Regions from separate parts of the Homo sapiens genome. Here region 2 is linked to region 1. Evidence: read pairs that join two places in POLR2A ChIA-PET (ENCODE). Cell type or tissue: GM12878. All regions are shown on one strand. Links, peaks and the distances in the headings refer to the core of each region. The heading gives the core; the rest is flanking DNA.

Region 1 (4,395 bases), core at 270-4,269:
TATTTATCAGAAGATATTCAAACAAAAAAATACTGGTTTAGTTCAGATAATATTCTAATGTTCTGGTTAAATCATTTTAGAAAACATTGGTTCAGCTTCAGTTCATGTTAGTTCAGTAGGATTTTACTGGTTTTCATGGAAATCCTTTTGGATGAGTCCACAATTTAGAAAAACATAATGTTGTATTTCAGTTCAGCACTCGGTTTCAGAAATGAGTGTGATCTCTTTGAATTTTTGGTTCATAATTTGAGTCAACTCCAGTTCCTGTTTCTAATGTATCCACCCTAGACATTTTGTAGTTATGGCTTAGAAAGACAGACATGGGCCAAAGAACTGGTTTCCACTGAGGCTCGAGTTTATTAATCCTGCTCTTCTTATGTAGGAGCCAATAATCCTAATGGCTTTGAATGACTCTAAATTTATCTCTGTGATTTGGCATGACTAAAGGTCTCACTCATGACAGACATGCCAAAATTAACACATTAGCCTGTTTCATACTTGTTCTATGATATAAATGCACCTAATTGAAAATGTCTCTGTTCTTACTCATAAGTTTTGCATTCCCGTGGTTTGAGATTTCTTTTACCATGTTAGTTCTAGAACACTATTCTGGATTTTGTATGGTGTCTCAGAAAATACACTTAAAAATTAGAGGTTCAAGTTTTTTTTTTTTTTTTTTTTTTTTTTTTTACGGGGACTGAGGAGGTACTGTACATTTCAGAAGGAGAATGTATGTGGGGAGTGAGAGGCTCCTTCTCCAGGGAATCCCGCTGATCAGGGACTGGGAAAAGGTGGCTCAGCATTGCCAGATACCTGGAGTACACTACAACATTTTAACTACAAATTAGAAATCTGAGTTCCTATGAAAAACCCTGATTTGTACATATCAGCCAATAACTTAAAAAATTAAAATCAACAAGTGGGCCACTACTGTGCTGGCCAAACAGTACATGTCTATAGGTTCAGTTATTGGGCTGCTGGTTTTCAGAGTCTGATTTTGACACTGCCTATTTTTTCTATGTCCTCCCTGTCCTCTTCCATGCCTTACTTGATGATTCTGCCCTTATTCTTTTGGATAAAAATGTTGATAAAATATTCAAAAGTAGGAACCCAATTCTCTGGGTATGACTGTATGCTTCTCTCATGGTCATTGGCCACCCCTATGACATTTATCTAGTCAAGTTTGCACATATAGCCATTGGTCATAAAGTAGAATGAGCAAGAGGCTGTAAACGATGCACTACAATCCATCTCACACAATTAACCTGGTAGAAGTCTTCATGTTTATGTGCTACTTATTTGTTTTCCAAAATGCATTCAAGGAGTGCCAGCTGCGTATGGCAAGTGGAATGCACAGTGGGTACATACCCTCCACTGGACTTTACTTATTTTCAAAATTTGAATTAAACAGAAGAAGCCCGTTGCCCTCTGGTCATAAGCTGTGAGGATGTGAGCCTAGAAGCCACCAGCAGACATAGTTCCTTTATCAGGAGAAAGATGGTGTGAGAGAATAAAGCCAACATGCTGAGATATGCATTATCTTTCTCCTGGATACTGCAAGGGCTTCCTGACTTGTCTTCCCGTTTCTACCCTTGCTCCACAGTCTACTTCCAACACAAAAACTGGAGTGATCTTTAGAAACAAAAGTCAGATGTCACCTCCTTGCTTAAAATCCTGCTTCGGGCCGGGTGCGGTGGCTCATGCCTGTAATCCCAGCACTTTGGGAGGCTGAGGCTGGTAGATCACCTGAGGTCAGGAGTTCGAGACCGGCCTGGTCAACCTGGTGAAACCATCTCTACTGATAATACAGAAATTAGCTGGGCATGGTGGTGGGCGCCTGTAATCCCAGCTACTGCGGAGGCTGAGGCAGGAGAAGCGCTTGAACCTGGGAGGTCGGTGGAGGTTGCAGTGAGCCGAGATGGCGCCATTGCACTCCAGCCTGGATGACAGAGCAAGACTCAATCTCAAAAAAAAAAAATATATATATATATAGCTAACACCAATACACATTTTCTACATTTTCTATGTGCCAGGCATTATTGTAAGTGCTTTATGCATATTCACTCATTTAATTCTCACAACAGCTTTATGAAGTTGGCACTATTATTATCCATTTATTAGATGAGGAAGCTGAGTCATTGAGATATTAAGTAATCTACTCAAAGTGCCACTGTTAATAAGCATGGGGCCACAATTTAAACTCAGGCGTCATGATTTCAGAGTCCACTGAAATCATAATGAAAGGTTTTCAGATGATAAAAAACCCACCTCAAATTGGCTTACATAAAAAGTGGAACTTACTCCCTTCTATCATGGACCAGTCCCTGGCGCTATCCCAGTGTGCCGTCAGTATTTGGTACTCTTCTCTCTCATCTCAGCCTCGTTCTCAGGCAGCCTCTCTGTGTGTGGTGACCGCAGCAACACTGGGTCCACATCATTTTCAGCTTCGAGTTTAGAAGACAGAGAGGAGCTTGTGCCGATAAGTCTCAGGACTGAGTCTCAGTGATCCCAGTGGGGTGTCTGACTCATAACTGAACATTTCACCCTGGGGCCAGGATAGAAGATACCAATTGGCCAGATCGTGGTCATGTGACAACCTGTCTAACTATGGGTTAGGGGATGGTGTTGATTTTGTATCACCAGAGCCATGTAGGCCAAGAGTGGGTGAGGAGCTGTTGCACCAAATATAAACAGGGTGCTATTATAAGTAAAAGGATGGCCGGGCACGGTGGCACACACCTGTAATCCCAGCACTTTGGGAGACCAAGGCGGGTAGATCACCTGAGGTCAGGAGTTCGAGACCAGCCTGACCAATATGATGAAATCCTGTCTCTACTAAAAATACAAAAAAATTAGCCAGGCGTGGTGGCAGGCATCTGTAGTCCTAGCTACTCAGGAGGCTGAGGCAGGAGAATTGCTTGAACCCGAGGGGTGGAGGTTGCAGTGAGCTGAGATCATGCCACTGCACTCCAGCCTGGATGACAGAGTGAGACTCCGTTTAAAAAAAAAAACAACCTCAAAAAACCCAAAAAACCAAAAAAAAAAAAAAAAAAAAAAAAAAAAAAAAAAAAAGGGTGGGGGGATGGATACTGGGTAAGGAAAAATATTGGATGGCCACTACAGGCAGACACTGTGTTTTGTTTGTTTGCTTGTTTTTTGTTTTTTTTTTCACAGATGAGGGGCCTAGGGTTCATAAATGCTAAGTGATATTCCCAGGACTATAGATCTAGAGCATGGCAGGGCTGGGATTTGAATCCCAAAACTTTTGTCTTGTCATAAAAAGACAAACTTGGCCAGGTGCGGTGGCTCACACCTATACTCCCAGCACTTTGGGAGGCTGAGGCGGGACAATCACCTGAGGTTGGGAGTTTGAGATCAGCCTGGCCAACATGGTGAAACCCCATCTCTACTAAAACTACAAAAATTAGCCAGGCATGGTGGCAGGTGCCTGTAATCCCAGCTACTCGGGAGGCTGAGGCATGAGAATCGCATGAACCCAGGAGGCGGAGGTTGCAGTGAGCTGAGATCTCACCACTGCACTGCAGCCTGGGCAACAGAGAGAGACTCCATCTCAAAAAAAAAAAAAAAAAAAAAAAAAAAAGACAAACTGGAAATGACGGGAATGGTAGTTGTCAGGGTGGTCTTCAGGGTCCAGGGACTGCCTGGTGCTCTGTCTATTCGCACCATCACTTCTTTTTTCCTGCCTTTTAGCTCAGCCCTGAGGGGCTCCAACTCCAGGACCCCAGAACTGGTTTTCTTTAAGAAAGGATCTGGAAGGTGACAGGGAGGTGAAGGAGTGGAGCTTCCTTGAAATGGCAGACCCAGAGACCTAGAGGAGCCTTGCTTCTGTGGTCTAATTGGACTAATTTTAGGCTGTTAATTAGCCTCTGGCAATTATTTTTCACTCCAGAAATTCCCCAGTTTTATTTACACAGAGTGATTTAGCCTTTTCACAGACAGAGTTATTTCCTTATATTTGGTTCTGTTTAAAAAAACCTCCAGTCCCCAAAGCCTTCCAAAAAGCTGGGCCGGAAGCAGAGCCCAGGATCAAGTATCTGCAACTTCAGAGGCAAGGAAGGTCTGGGGGCTAAAATTCACACAGTCAACAATTTTAAGCAGTTTAGGCCAATGCTCACTTGTTCTTTCTTTCCCTTCTTTCCTTCTTCCCTCCATCCTTTCCTTACCTCCTTTCTTTCTGCTTAAAACCCCTCTGTTCTTAATGTGCTTGGCTTATACTCCTTAATAGATACTAAGCATCTATTAGAAGTCAAACATTTTGGGAAGAGCTTAAGAGAGGCTATGTTCTCAGTAAGATATCTATAATTTACCTTCACAAAGTTCAGCATAGACAGAAAATATTGAGTTTGTGCTATTTGGTAGAAGCTCTGACTCCAA
Region 2 (4,395 bases), core at 181-4,180, 90 kb after region 1:
TATACCTAGGAGATGACTCATCAGATGTGGGCTGCTGGGAGAGGCAGCTCTCTGCAGCTGAGGCAGATTTGGAAGGCTACATTCCCCATAGCTGGGCAGAAGGTCCTGCCCTGCTGGGGGATCAGGGTGGTATACCCCCATGTATGTCATGCCAACCGTGTCTGTCACAGCCCAGTGTGCATAACTACATGAGTGTGAAAAATATATAACTGCATTTATTTAAAAGGATTTTATAGTCTCTTCTGGCCACTAGTCCAAACTCTCTCTTTCTCTATTCCCAGCCTCAATTTTTCCAGAGCAGCAGGGTTTTACTATATTATGTTTATGTATGGATTGTAGGTGGTTAGAGCTCAATCAGCTCTTGAAACTCACCTGTTCAATACGAGCATTAGTTAAGGAAGCCAGGGTCCATATGAGTTCTGGACCTCAACTTGAAATCTTTCATGTAGTAGGCATTCAATGAATACTTGTTAAATTGAATTAATCAAGGACACAGACTCAGGATTAGAACCTTGCTCTCCCAGCTTCTAGTCCAGTGTTCTGTGAACCTTGCTGTCTCTCTCTCTCTCTCTCTCTCTCTGTGTGTGTGTGTGTGTGTGTGTGTGAGAGAGAGAGAGAGAGAGAGAGAGAGAGAGAGAGGGACAGACAGACAAAGACAGAGAGTAAACTTTGGAATATCAAATAATTCTAGTAGTTTTGGTCCAGTGGTCTGGGATTTTACATTATCATGCATACTAGTAGGAAAACTCAGACAAATCAGAATTATTTCACTGGATAAACTAGAGGCAGATGTATCTGGCATTCACAATGGTTTTATTTTATGGGCTACATTGAGGGAACCACCTCAAACTTGGGTGGGGCAGTAGCTACTCAGCCCAGCCAAATATTGCCATGGGGCAATGCAGGCCCAAGATAGCCTGTATCCTCTGCTTCCTCAAGAGAAGCTGGAAATCTGAATTTTTAGGTGATATCTACAAAATTTTTAATGTTGTCTCAAAAATTTAAAATTGTCACGTTGGCCAACTCAAACATGCTAGTTTGAAAACTCTAATCCAGTGGCTCTCAACCAGGGGCAGTTTTGTTCCCCCGGAGACATTTGGTAATGTCTGGAGATATTTTTGGCTGTCACCAGGGGAGCCGGAATGCTACTGGCATCTAGAGGCCAGGGATGCTGGTAAACTCCCTACAATGCACGGGGCATTCCTCAACCAAAATGTCAATTGTGATGAGGCTGAGAAACCTTACTTTAGTCATATGTTAAAGTCAAAAACAGAAACTGCCTCTTTTTCACTGGGACCTCCTCTGTGAAAAGTGGCAGTTGGGGCCTGCCCCAAAACAGGAAAACTCAATTTCAGAGCTTCAAAAATCAACACTTTTAAAAATGGTTGCTGAGTTACAAATGGCCAAAAAGCATATGAAAAGATGCTCAACATCACTAACTACCAGAGAAATGCAAATCAAGACCACAACTGAGGCATTACCCAACCATTACAGTGGCTACTATAAACAACAACAATAACAGACAGTAAGTGTTGAAAGGGATGTGGAGAAGTTGGAACCCTGGGAATTGTTGGAGGATGTAGAATGGTGCCACTGCTATGGGAAACAGTATCATTGTTCCTCAAAAAAATTGAAACTAGGACTACCTTATGATCCAGAATCTCACTTCTGGGCCTATATCCAAAAGAATTAAAAGCAGGGTCTTGAAAAGGTATTTGCACACTCATGTTCATAGCAGGGTTATTTGCAAGAGCCAAGAGGTAGAAGCAACCTACATATTCATCAGTGGATGAATGGATAAACAAAATGTGGCATTTACATACAATGGAATATTATTCAGCCTTAAAAGGGAGAGGAATTCTGACACTTGGTGCAGCGTGGATGAACCTTGAAGACATTATGCTCTGTGAAACAAGCCAGACACAAAAGGAAAAACATTGTATAATTCTACTCACATGAGATATCTAAATTAGTCAAATCGTAGATAATAGGAAGTAGAAGGGTGGTTGCCAAGAGCTGGGGGAAGGGGCAAAAGAGAGTTATTTATAGTTATAGAGTTTCAGTTCTGCAAGATGAGAAAGTTCTGGAGATGTATCTCACAGCAATGTGAATATATTTAGTACTACTGAACTGTACACTTAAAAATGGTTAAGATGGTACACTTTATGTTATGTGGTTTTATTTTTACCACAATTAAAAAAATAGGTTACTGAGCTGAAAAATAGTTCACCAACAAATTCTAATCTCATTGTATGAGTTATGCCAAGGTATTTTGAAAAACAAACACAAAAACAGAAAGTGTCATTTGTAGAGAACCAAATCACAGTTTTCCGTGCATTTGAGGAGAGAAATAGCTAAACCACCAGAACTGTGACTGAGTGATAGGTGACTAAAATGATAAGCATTGCATCAGGGCTTCAATCCTCCTACACCCCTAGGGCTCAGTGTCCTTATGTGATCAGATCACTAAGGACTCACCAAGGTTCACAGCTGGTGGGATAAGAGCTGGTGAGGTGGGGCCAGGCATGGTGGCTCACACCTGTGATCCCAGCACTTTTGGGAGGCTGAGGTGGGTGGATCACCTGAGGTTGGGAGTTTGAGACCAGCCTGACCAACATGGAGAAACTCTGTCTCTACTCAAAATACAAAATTAGTCGGGTGTGGTGGTGCATGCCTGTAATCCCAGCTACTCGGGAGGCTGAGGCAGGAGAATCACTTGAATCTGGGAGACAGAGGTTGTGGTGAGCAGAGATGGCGCCACTGCACTCCAGCCTGGGCCACAAGAGCGAAATTCTGTCAAAAAAAAAAAAAAAAAAAAAGAGCTGGTGGGGTGGGTTCCCTCCTATGGTAAGGGAAACCATCACTGCTGAAAATTTTTCCCTGTTCTACCAATTATGACACTATGCTCTGAGGCTTCCAGAAGTTGCCTTTTGATATAAAAACTGAGATTTTAGAATTCCAAAATTTATCTCTCAAAAAAGTCTCTGCTATGTGTCTACAGTACACATTCTGAAATCAATTGCATTTTTCATCCTGGACTATGTAGGCAGGCCTGCTTAGAAGGCAATGGTCTGTTGCCCAAAGTGAGGGGAGAGGGAAGGGGATGAGGAGGGTGGAGGGGAGAGGAGGATCTGATGCCATCCTGATGCTCACACTGCTTCTTGCACTCCATTGCAGGCTTCTCGCAGGCAGGCTCTATGTCTTCATCTTACACACCAGGGCTAGGCTGGCACAATAGCAGCTACTAAAAAAGTGTTTGAATCAAGGAATGAGTAAACACGGGGGTGACTTGACCTCTTTGTGTCTTCCTACCTTTAAAATAGGGTTAGCAATTCCTGGGGGTGACCTCAGGCAACTCTGCGAGCCAAGCCAGGTTTCCTCCATTCCCCGTGTCTTCCCTGGTGGTGGACCATTTCCCTTCCCTACTAAACACTGCCGTCTGAAAAGCCTTCCTGCCGGCTTTGCCCCACATTACACACTGGTTGATGGGTTCTCTTTCCAGAGGGTATTTGTTTCTTGAGCCTCATCTGTCGTGTGAAGTGGAAGGGTAGTTTTTTGTTAAGAGGATTTTCAGGTGCAGTTTGTTGGGAGAGGTTCTCTGGGGCAGTCGGTCCCTTCCTGGGCCCCTGGGTCTGCTGGGTACATAATCTGCTCTGCTTACATTGAAGGCTGGCCCTGGAATCCCTGCCCCACCTGCATCACCAGGCTGTCACGGGGATAAAGCGGGATGATGGATGGAGGAGGACTTTGAAAAGTTAAAAGCTCCTCGCAAGCGCGAGTTGTTATTGTTGTTAATCCACAGCCGTCGGGGAGGTGCCCCTCTTGAAAAGAGTCCCATCTCTAAGGAGACTGAGGGCAATTTGGAAAGAGGTGGCATTTATGGGTTTCTTGCTTTAAAACAAAACAAAACAAAACAAAACAAAACAAAACAAACAAAACAAAACACATCCCCCTCCAGGGTATACCGTGAGTGAACAGGATGAAGAGTTATTCTTAAAATCAGAATGGATAAAGGTTCCCTCTGACCCCCCACCTCCCATCCTACTGTAAAGCCTCTAAAAGCTGCAAACTTTGTTTTGGCAGGTTCACTGCCAAATGACAGAAAGCCAATAGCCTTAATTTTTCTCTCTGTTCCCACATCTCCTCTCTACCCTCCCATCCCCCTTCCATTATTTTAGAACAAGTCTCGGCTTGGAGCTGATCTTTAACTTCTGGAAACTGAATTGGTTCTGTGCGTATTTGGCTTGGCTGAGTGAGGGGAGAAGGGCTTGCTTTTGCAGGAAGAGGAGAGGGGTGCACGCTGGGGGAAGTCTGGGAGCTGGGAGGAGATGGGAGGCTGAAATCCAAGTTTGCACCCTCTCTTCCTAGGCCTGCTTCCGCGTGGGGCTCACAGCA

Evidence for each region. ChIA-PET counts read pairs that join two places held together with the same protein. Peaks named below come from ENCODE experiments on the same cell type or tissue, not always from the same donor. Only the 100,000 strongest peaks of a DNase experiment are listed, where the experiment ranks them.
Region 2: POLR2A ChIA-PET joins it to region 1 with 7 read pairs; 2 of 35 experiments call an interaction of 5 or more read pairs at or near these places.

The regions. Positions count from the first base shown.
Region 1 is chr2:65,514,497-65,518,891 of GRCh38, forward strand. It overlaps LOC105374781 (a long non-coding RNA gene), which reads right to left. Exons shown (of 3, transcript XR_940192.3): 1 at 4,329-4,395. Among named protein-coding and RNA genes, the nearest start is that of SPRED2, 84 kb to the left of the region's middle. In GM12878, for the core only: no CTCF peak of the experiment used is centred there; a DNase peak (open chromatin) is centred at 2,475.
Region 2 is chr2:65,604,401-65,608,795 of GRCh38, forward strand. No RefSeq gene overlaps it. Among named protein-coding and RNA genes, the nearest start is that of LINC03050, 4.2 kb to the left of the region's middle. RefSeq lists an enhancer at 1,827-2,306. In GM12878, for the core only: no CTCF peak of the experiment used is centred there; DNase peaks (open chromatin) are centred at 1,221, 1,341, 2,031 and 2,391; H3K4me3 peaks cover 418 bases; H3K27ac peaks cover 3,179 bases.